Linked DNA regions of Homo sapiens: region 1 is linked to region 2. The links are chromatin contacts, found by Hi-C or POLR2A ChIA-PET in ENCODE. All regions are on one chromosome and are shown on one strand. Each heading gives the region's core, a stretch centred on a gene start or an enhancer-like site at or near the end of the contact. The rest is flanking DNA. Distances are from core to core; before and after follow the strand shown. Region 1 overlaps INPP5D (inositol polyphosphate-5-phosphatase D). Region 2 overlaps INPP5D (inositol polyphosphate-5-phosphatase D).

Region 1 (4,309 bases), core at 353-2,852, 120 kb before region 2:
TTGCCGGGCCCCTCGCCGCGATCAGCCTCCTGGGCTTTGGTGAGCACGATGCTGGGCGACAAGATGCCGGGTTCCGGGCAGGGCGGGGGTTCCTTCCGCGGCATTTTGGGGGATTCCTGGTCCTTCCTGGGAGCAGGCTTAGGGAAGGAACTCAGGGACCCATACAGGGGGTTCTCAAACATCTCGGGCTTCGTCAGCGGCAGGTCCTCCTGAGGCAGCGTGTCCCCTGCGTTCTTCCCCAGGTCACTGGGCCTAGAGCCAGGGACAGAGCAGGGAAGACACATGTCCAGGGGAGAAGACATGGGAGCATGGCTGCTTAATGGCTCTGGGTCTTTCTTTGGGGTGATACAAATGTTTCTGAACTAGATAGAGACATGTAACATTGCAAATTTACTGAATGGCACCAAATTGTTTTGTCTTGTTTTGTTTTAGAGACAGAGTCTCGCTCTGTCACCCAGGCTGGAGTGCAGTGGTGCGGTCATGGCTCACTGCTGCCTCAACCTCTTGGGCTCAAGCAGTCCTTCCCCTCAGCCTCCCAAGTAGCTGAGACTACTTGGGAGTAGCTGGGAGTAGCTAGGAGTAGCTGGACATTGCTGGGAGTAGCAATGCCTCCAGGCCTGGCTAATTTTTTAGTTTTGTTTTATTCTGTAGAGATGGGGAGTCTCACTATATTGCCCAGGCTGGTCTTGAACTCTTCGCTTCAAGCAGTCCTCTCACTTTGGCCTCCCAAAGTGCTGGGATTATGGGCATAAGCCACTGTGCCCAGCCTAGCAAACTGTTCATTTTGAAATGGTTAATTTTATGTTAAGTGAATTTCACCTCAAGTGAAAAAAAGGAAGAGGAAACAGTACTGTGTTCATCATACGTTGTCCTCAAAGACAGCCTCAGTTCTGGCCTGGGACCTTTTCCACTATAAAACCTGTTCACATCAGAGCATCTGTGAGCAAGGGGCATGGCACTGGAGGATTTGTGGGAGAAATGAAGTGAGAACTTACATGGCACCTCAGTATCAACCCCTCATCCTCATCAGATGAGCCTGCTCTCCACAGCCCCTTCCCACCTCCCCAGTCAACAGGCCTCCTTTCCCGGTTCCTCCCATCCCCACCCCGCAGCCTCTCCTCTGACTCCAGCAATTCTGCTCCGACCCAGCATTTGCATGACCGCTCAGGAAGGCGATCACACCTCCTCCTCAGGAACCACTTGTGCTACTTGAGGGTGAAAGCTCAAGAGGCTCCATCTACCAAACTCATGTGTGAGACACTTTCCCAGGCACAGCAACACAGCCACAAACAAGGACAGAATCTGAGCTCAGGGGGCCCGACATCCCGGTTAACACAGTGTCCTTCCCAGCCACATGAAGTCCTCTCCCTGGAAGCCTCTCCTAACTCACAGTGGAAGGAACACGTGGTGGCTGTGGTGCAAGTCAGAGGGAACTTGGACACTTGCGAGTACTGGGGAAGCCAAGGCCAGTAGCTAGAAGAAAGGCCCACTCAACTCATGGGCAGGGGAAGCTCCTGTGTTGTGACCCAAAGTAGGCAAGTGCTGCCTTTGCTTGTTTGTGTTCTGATTTATCACTGCTCTGACTGGAGGTGATTTCCTGCTGAGCAAACTATGAGAACGAGAAATGGGAACACATTTTACTTCCTGACTAGCAGCAGAATCTCCCAGGGGAGTGTTCTGGGTTCTGCTTTCTACAGAAAAGGAAGCTATCGTGAAGAAATTGTGGATCGCTGGGAACCCACTGAGCTGTTGAGGCTGTTGCGCCTGTTACTGATGGGATGTGCACTGAGAAGCTGCTCACAGGCACTCAACAGTGACTCTGGGGAGCAGGTGTGGGCTCAGGGGACAAAGGCGGGATGTCGTCCTCACACAGGTGCCGGTGAGAAGCCATGGAGCTCCAGGGAGGCTGGCCTCCGGGACACACCAAAGGGAGCCTGACTGTGCACCTGGGGGTGTTGCCCATTAATTTTTGGAAACACCTTAGAGCAGGTGCATACATAGAAATGCTGGGGCCTCAAACAAGGACTTTGGAAAGGGCCCCCTCCATGTTCAGCCCTCTTCTGACCCCCGTGTGGACCCTCAAAGGCCGTTGCTGTGAGTTAGCCAAGGGAAGAGGGCACAGGAGGGTGCAACTGGCATGGTCACAAGTTTTCAGATGAAGGAGCAAGAAGTCCTGACCTCTGACCACCCTCTCTCAGGGGCTGAGATGGGAGGAGGGGGCTGACTTCAGAGAACTGGGGGCAGGACCAGGAAGAGCCCTGGGTGCAAGCCCTTTTGTGATTCTAAAGCTCACTCCTCTGGGAAAAGAGCAGTGAGATAGAGACCAGGGAAGCCTTCCCTCTAAGAGGAGGCTTCTGTTGCACTTAGAGAGGGGAAGCTTGGTGGGGCGGGCGGGGAAGACTGGGGAAAACCATGAAAAACTCAAAAGTAAGTCTTATTCCCCTGACCAAAGGTAACAAGAAATTGACTCCTATAGCAGGCCACAGTTGTTGAATAAGGGAACCGATATCTAGGGGACGAGTTGATTCCTGCAGCAAATGACTGTACTTCTCAGATTCAGGAGACGAGTCTCATCTCCAAAGCAGCTAAGCACTGGCCAGGGGCTGAGAAGAGTCCCCTTCCTAATTGCACAGCTTCGATCTGGGGTCACCAGTTGTCCTTGCTTACGCAGGACTGAAGGGTTTCCTGAGATGTGGGACTTTCAGTGCTAAAACTGGGACAGTACTTGGCAAACCGGGAAGGTCAGTCCCTGCACTTGGGTCTGGGTGATGGTGGGGAAACACTGATGGTGCTTGGAACACCCCCTTCCACAGCCTTTGCTCTGGCTGAGCCTGGGACCTGGAGCAGCGGAAAGGGATGAGGCAGGTGTGCGAGCTGCAGGGCTCCAGGCTCCAAGCGCCTCCTTGGTGAGCAGTGAGTTAGAAGCGTACCCTGGGGGCCCCTTGCCCGTGGATGGCAGCCTGTCTGCAGCTGTCACCATGGGGCTGTGGGGAGCATGCTCCCACCAAGCTGTGTGCTCGTTGTTATGCACCAAGATCCATTCGCTTTGGGAGCTGAAAAGCATTCACTTACACAAATAATCATGCTCCTTTTTCTTTCTGGTTGCTTAGAGCTCCATTTCCTGGGGTCTCCAAAGAGGTGGCCACACAGGCACCTTGATACCCACTGAATAGTGCCTTTTGTCCTCATATTTCCAGGGCAGGAAACTGAGGCTGTTTCTCCTCCCTCCAAGTTTCTTAGGGAATGACCAGGGTCTGACACCCTATCAACAAACTCTGTACAGAGGCAGAGAGAGAGACAGCTGAGCTGAGCTTCAGGGCTATCCTGTCCTGTCCTTTTCTCTCTCTCTTCCTGACTTCCTCTCATCTATTTATTTATTTATTTATTTATTTATTTATTTATTTATTTATTTATTTTGAGATGGAGTCTTGCTCTGTCACCCAGGCTAAAGTGCAGTGGCATGACCTCAGCTCACTGCAACCTCCGCCTCCCGGGTTCAAGCGATTCTCGTGTCTCAGAGACTCCTGAGTAGCTGGGATTACAGGTGTGGGCCACTACGCCTGGCTGATTTTTGTATTTTTAGTAGAGATGGGGTTTCACCGTGTTGGTCAGGCTGGTCTCAAACTCCTGACCTCAAGTGATCTGCCCACCTTGGCTTCCCAAAGTGCTGGGATTACAGGCGTGAGCCACCGCGCCTGGCCTATCCGTTTCTTAGAGCATATCTCGCATATTTTGAGAAATGAGACTGTCAACAGCTTCTCCATCCAGAGGAAGACCCTGCCAGGTCAGGCCTGGGAAGGGTGGAACTGGAGGGAGCTGGAGGACAGTGTGATGGAGAACACACCGCTGCTGGCTCTGCCCCATGTGGCGGACAGCACGCAAGTCCTCATGGAAAAAGGATGAAGAAAAAACCAGTGTTAGAGGAAGAGAGGCTGAGAGTGAACCCCTGAGGTTATGATAAGCCAGCAAAGAGCCTCAAGGGAAGACAGTGCTCAAGCTATCTTGCCCATCTTAAATCGTTGGTAATTGGGCCTGCACTTTCACGTCTGTCTGTCATCCTGTGGCTACTAGAAACATGTAGAGCTCCCCACTTGTGTATCCACGAGGTACCCATGGTTGGCTCTGCTCTGTTCCAGCAGCACCAGAGAGCGTCTGTGCCTTTGGGAAGTGCTGACCCTGTTCCTCGGCTGCGTAGCCCGGTCTCCTATCTGGCTTCCATTCTTCTGCCTGAACCAGTTCTAGACTCAGATCAGTTTTCTCCACCGTCCGGGGCTTCCCCAGAGTTTCAGGGCCGGGCCTCCTCTCTCTG
Region 2 (4,641 bases), core at 238-2,737:
GGGGAGGCCGGGAGGCCTGGCTGTGAGTTCCAACTTCCGCAGTTCTCAGCAACACTCATATTTAGAACGAGGGGGTTGGATGAAGTTACAGTTTGCATCCTGCCCTCCCATCTCGGATTTTTTTTAAGTCTGTGAAAGATGGAGTGAGAGAAAAGAGTCCCCCAGGTGAGGCAGCTCCTCTCCCTGATTGATACAGGGCTGTCATGGGCTATGACACGTGGGCCAACTCCATGAAGTTGGTCTGCAAAGAACAAAGATGAGATCTTTGGTGTTGACAAGAGAACAGAAGTCCCCAGGAAAAGAGCTAAAGTTACTAAACTAAGAAACAATGAAAGCCTTTCGGTGCTTCACTTGGCAAAATTTCAGGCCAGATTCTTATTTTGGGGAGCCTCGTATTCTGGTGGCACTGAACAGGCTCAGGTGTCAGGAATGAGTTATTTAGAAACTGTGGCTAAGCTCAGAAAAGACTGTGAGGTTTTGCCTCAACATGAAAAGAGGAACTTGAGTTAAAATAGGCAGAGATCAATAACTGCTAAAGCTTCCCCGAAGGGCTCTGAGTCTGCTTAATTGGGCATGAGTGTGCACTTGGTCCTCAGTGGACGTCTGCTGTCATTTACTCTTGGAGGTAGATTTTCGAAGGTGAGTCCACCTGGGAGAATCCTATGAGAATTCCCCTTTAATTCACCTTGAAGGAAAACCTCTTCAGACCACCTAGGTCCACAGCTCCCTGTACCATGTCAGCTACTGCGGAGGTCACAGATCTAGTGCCGGGGTCAGGAGCAGAGAAGTCCAGCAGAGCCGCCCATCTTCTCTGAAAGCTGCCCGCCCACTGTCCTGGCTAAGCGGAGACCTTAAGGAGGCACGCTGCCCCCACGACTCTGTCCCCATCTCTGAGAGGCAGAGGGGGGTACCTGCTCCAAGACAGCCGATTCATACACAGACTGGCAGCCCCTGAGTGGCTCATGCGGAGAAAGCCGTGGAGGCTGAGCCATCAGACTCCTTCTTAGGACTGGGGACTGAGAAGGGAGGCTGCTGGCTGGGAAGAGCGGCCCCACAGAGAAGAGCTGATCCATGGGAGAAGCTGCGTGCAGACCCCATGCTCTTCTGGTTCCAAGGCCCTAGGGCGGCCTTCTCCTTCCTGGCTCTGCACATCTCCACAAAGGCTGCCCACCCCTTACCCCTTACAGAGTCAGCCAAGGCGAGTTTCTGTTCCCTGCACCACCACCACCCCCTGCCCAGTAGCCTGATGAGGCCCCGGATTTCATCAGCAGTTCCCAGGGTCACAAGATGTCACAGTAGCAAGAGTATGATGGTGACAGAGAGGGGCAAACCGGAGACGCAGTCTACACATTTACAGGCGGCGGGTGCCGACTCTACTAGAAGCCACAGAGTCATGTCTTTTCCAGTCATACTTAAAGTTTTCTTCACTTTGAAGGAAGAGAAGAAACCACAAAGGGAAAAAAGATCAAAAGCATCGACCAACTTTTAACTTAAGAGAGTTTGCCGACTCCTCTCAGCAAACCACCTATCACAGATGCCAACTCTGCCAGAAAAGCTCATGCCCTCCTAGACTTGAAAAAAATGGTAGAGGTCATTGAGGCCAACTGCCTGCCCCAGACAGGGCTCCCCTCCGCTGCTCACATCCCACACATGGTGAAGAGCCCCTGTCAGAGACAGACATTCCCATGGCAAATAGCTGCCAAGCGCTGGAAAGGACCTTCTCGTACTAGGTGTGCCAACATCTGCTCCTGGTGACTGCTAAGAACCAGGCCAAACCTGCGGGCGCCCTAGGCCAGTGGAAAGCCTTCAGCAGATGTGCCTTAGAGGCTGCAGTGGACTCAGGGGCAGGAGGATGAGGCAGCCGGCAGCAATGCCAGCCTAACTACGCAGGGAGTGGTTCTGCTTGAGCCTAAACTCGCATCTCCTAAGGAGGCCTCGCAGCAAATGCCCCTGGACCGGGCTGCATCACACATGCCCCTTGGGCCTCTCTCAATCACATCGCTCCTCGAAGCAATTCCTTCCATCCTCATAAGCTGTCTTCCTGAGGGGCGTTCTGCTCACCACGCTCTCCCTCTTGACAACTTCTGGAGGATTTTTGCCTCCAGGGACTTGCCTGTGGTCTCCCCACACCTTGAGTCCAGCTCCCTGTCTACTACTGCATCCTAGTTAGCACAAAATGAATCATTCCCTTCAAGCTTTGAAACTGAAGAGTGTACCCTGCCTCTCCCCTCCCACTTCCACTTTCTTTTCAAACAAACTCCTCCAACGCCGTCATTGCTCTTCCATGACATGATATCCAAACCTTTGTCGACCCCGGCTACTCTGCTTGGGACGTGGATGCACTGCTGTGCCTCTTACTCTAGTCCCTGAGAACTGAGCATCTCTCTCTCTCTCTCTCTGTCACGTGCACACACACACACACACACACACACCCGGGATGTGGAAACTTTGTCTCCTTCCTTCTTGCCACCTCCATGTGCTCTTCATGTAGCCAGATAACAATAGCTTTCCTGGCTTCCACACACTCAGTTGTCACATTTTGTGGCGAAACAAAGGCTTTAGTAAACCGTGCTTAGGGTGGCCTTCCCGGGCTTGGACGGGTGCAGCTGATTTTTGTTTTTAAATTTAACTGCAGCCTGGCGGGGTGGCTCATGCCTATAATCCCAGAACTTTGGGAGGCCGAGGTGGGCAGATCATTCGCTGTCAGGAGTTTAAGACCAGCCTGGCCAACATGGAGAAACCCCATCTGTACCAAAAATACAAAAATCAGCCGGGCATGGTGGCGGGCACCTATAATCCCAGCTACTAGGGAGACTGAGGCAGGGGAATCACTTGAACCTGGGAGGTGGAGGTTGCAGGGAGCCGACATGGCGCCACTGCACTCCAGCCTGGGTGACAAGAGTGAAACTCTGTCTCAAAAATAAAAAATATTAAAAAATGAACTGCAAGTTTTGCACATTTTGACTTTGCTTGGTGAAATCAGATGCAGTGAGCACCAGCCTCGGACAGAACAGAGTTCTACAAATGGAAAGGCACTGTTTTGTGCTAGTCTCGCAGCCCCTCAGAAAACACGGTCTGTTCTCCTGTAAGTTCACCTCCCTTCTCTCCCTCCTGAGCCACTTCCTCTCTCTCCTTTGAGAGACTGAAGACAACAGTCGGCCAAGCCACAGCCCCTCCTTTCCCTTCATCTCTGGACAGTCTGCTTCACCTTCGTTTCCTCTTCACACCTATGGACCACAAATAGCCTGTGGCATGCAACTCCGTCATGTCACAGAGCAGGGTCACTTGGAGGGCCCCAGTTTACCAGCTAAGCCACCCCATGGACACCTGGGAGGAAGCCAGGCTCAGCCAGGCCTTCACGTCCGGCTACCTGCGCGTGCACTTCCTTCCTCATCGTTTACACCCTTTCTCTGCCAGTATCGGCTGAAGTCAGGTTCAGATTTCTAGGTTTATAAAGGACTCACCTGAACAGTGAATTTATCATCTTCATTGGGCAGAATTCTGTAAGTGTAAACGCAATTCCGATACCTGAAATAGATCAAAGACTTTATTAGAACCCATGCAGGAAGACCCGGTTTCCTCTTAACTGAAAAGACAAGACTTCCTGACACAGCTTGAGGAATCTGGACACAAAGTCTCCGAATTTCGGAGCTGACCGTTCTCTTAAGATGGAGGTGAGTCCTGACGTCCAGCAATCGTGGGCTGAGGCACTCTTATTCCCCCACTGCTTCTGCACTCAGGGAGCACCAGGAAAAGGTTGGGGGGGGTCATTTAGGTGGGGACCCGGCAGCTAAAGGATCTGATCTAAAGGAGTCTGCCACATGGAGGGGCTTTCTTAACCTCTCGGCTGCCAAGAAGATAGAGCAAGAGTGGGTGCTTGCAGGCCAGGCACGGTGGCTCACGCCTGTAATCCCAGCACTTTGGGAGGCTGAGATGGGTGGATCACAAGGTCAAGAGATTGAGACCATCCTGGCCAACATGGTGAAATCCCATCTCTACTAAAAATACAAAAATTAGCTGGGCGTGGTGGCGCACACCTGTAGTCCCAGCTACTTGGGAGGCTGAGGCAAAAGAATCACTTGAACCCAGGAGGCGGAGGTTGCAGTGAGCCGAGAATGTGCCACTTCACTCCAGCCTGGCGACAGAGTGAGACTCCGTCTCAAAACAAAACAAAACAAAACAAAAAAACAACAAAAAAGAGGGGGTGTTTGAAGAAGAAACACGACTCCAGTGGGCCCAAGCAGAGCGGCCCATGGTGAATGGAAAGCCAGGCCCAGCCACAGAGGGGCCACCTGTCAGGGGCAGGGATCACTCAGCACCTCGTTCCCGCTGAGCTCCCTGCCACCCCCAAATGGCTTCATCCTCTTGGACACTATGCCCCGTGGATTATCTCCCAGGGGTTGGCCACCAGCCTTGCCGAGACCTGGATTTGCCCCAGCAGCTGGAGAGCAAGTCTTGGGGTTGTTTCTAACAAGAAGGTCCTAGGAATCCCAGATTCTCTTCTCTTTCTAGAAGCTCTACCTTCCTTTGGCACAGTCATCTCTAATGTGAGGAGGAGAAGGTACTTTTCACTTTCCTAAAACCTGTGAGAGGAAAAGGGGGCTGTCAAGTGCTAGCACCTTGGGAGAGGGGCACACTGCG

What was found. A loop is a pair of places that touch in the nucleus more often than their neighbours do. ChIA-PET counts read pairs that join two places held with the same protein, here RNA polymerase II (POLR2A). Pooled maps may share reads with other maps.
Region 1: a loop to region 2 is called in a map of GM12878, with 2.7 times the contacts of the local background. The contact joins two enhancer-like sites. A Hi-C loop is called at or near these places in 1 of 168 maps with a recorded cell type or tissue (GM12878) and 2 of 50 pooled maps. POLR2A ChIA-PET finds 5 or more read pairs at or near these places in 3 of 52 experiments (GM12878, activated T-cell and activated naive CD8-positive, alpha-beta T cell).

What each region holds. Positions count from the first base shown.
Region 1 is chr2:233,200,069-233,204,377 of GRCh38, reverse strand. It overlaps INPP5D (inositol polyphosphate-5-phosphatase D), which reads right to left. Exons shown (of 27, transcript NM_001017915.3): 26 at 1-252. Among named protein-coding and RNA genes, the nearest start is that of ATG16L1, 49 kb to the left of the region's middle. Within about 2 kb of position 1,602, at least 3 of the 41 ENCODE cell types and tissues checked have a DNase peak (open chromatin) inside an H3K27ac peak, as active enhancers do; they include GM12878, where a contact is called at or near this core.
Region 2 is chr2:233,078,222-233,082,862 of GRCh38, reverse strand. INPP5D (inositol polyphosphate-5-phosphatase D) reads right to left here. Exons shown (of 27, transcript NM_001017915.3): 2 at 3,465-3,528. Among named protein-coding and RNA genes, the nearest start is that of INPP5D, 20 kb to the right of the region's middle. RefSeq lists enhancers at 410-559, 1,070-1,159. Within about 2 kb of position 1,487, at least 12 of the 41 ENCODE cell types and tissues checked have a DNase peak (open chromatin) inside an H3K27ac peak, as active enhancers do; they include GM12878, where a contact is called at or near this core.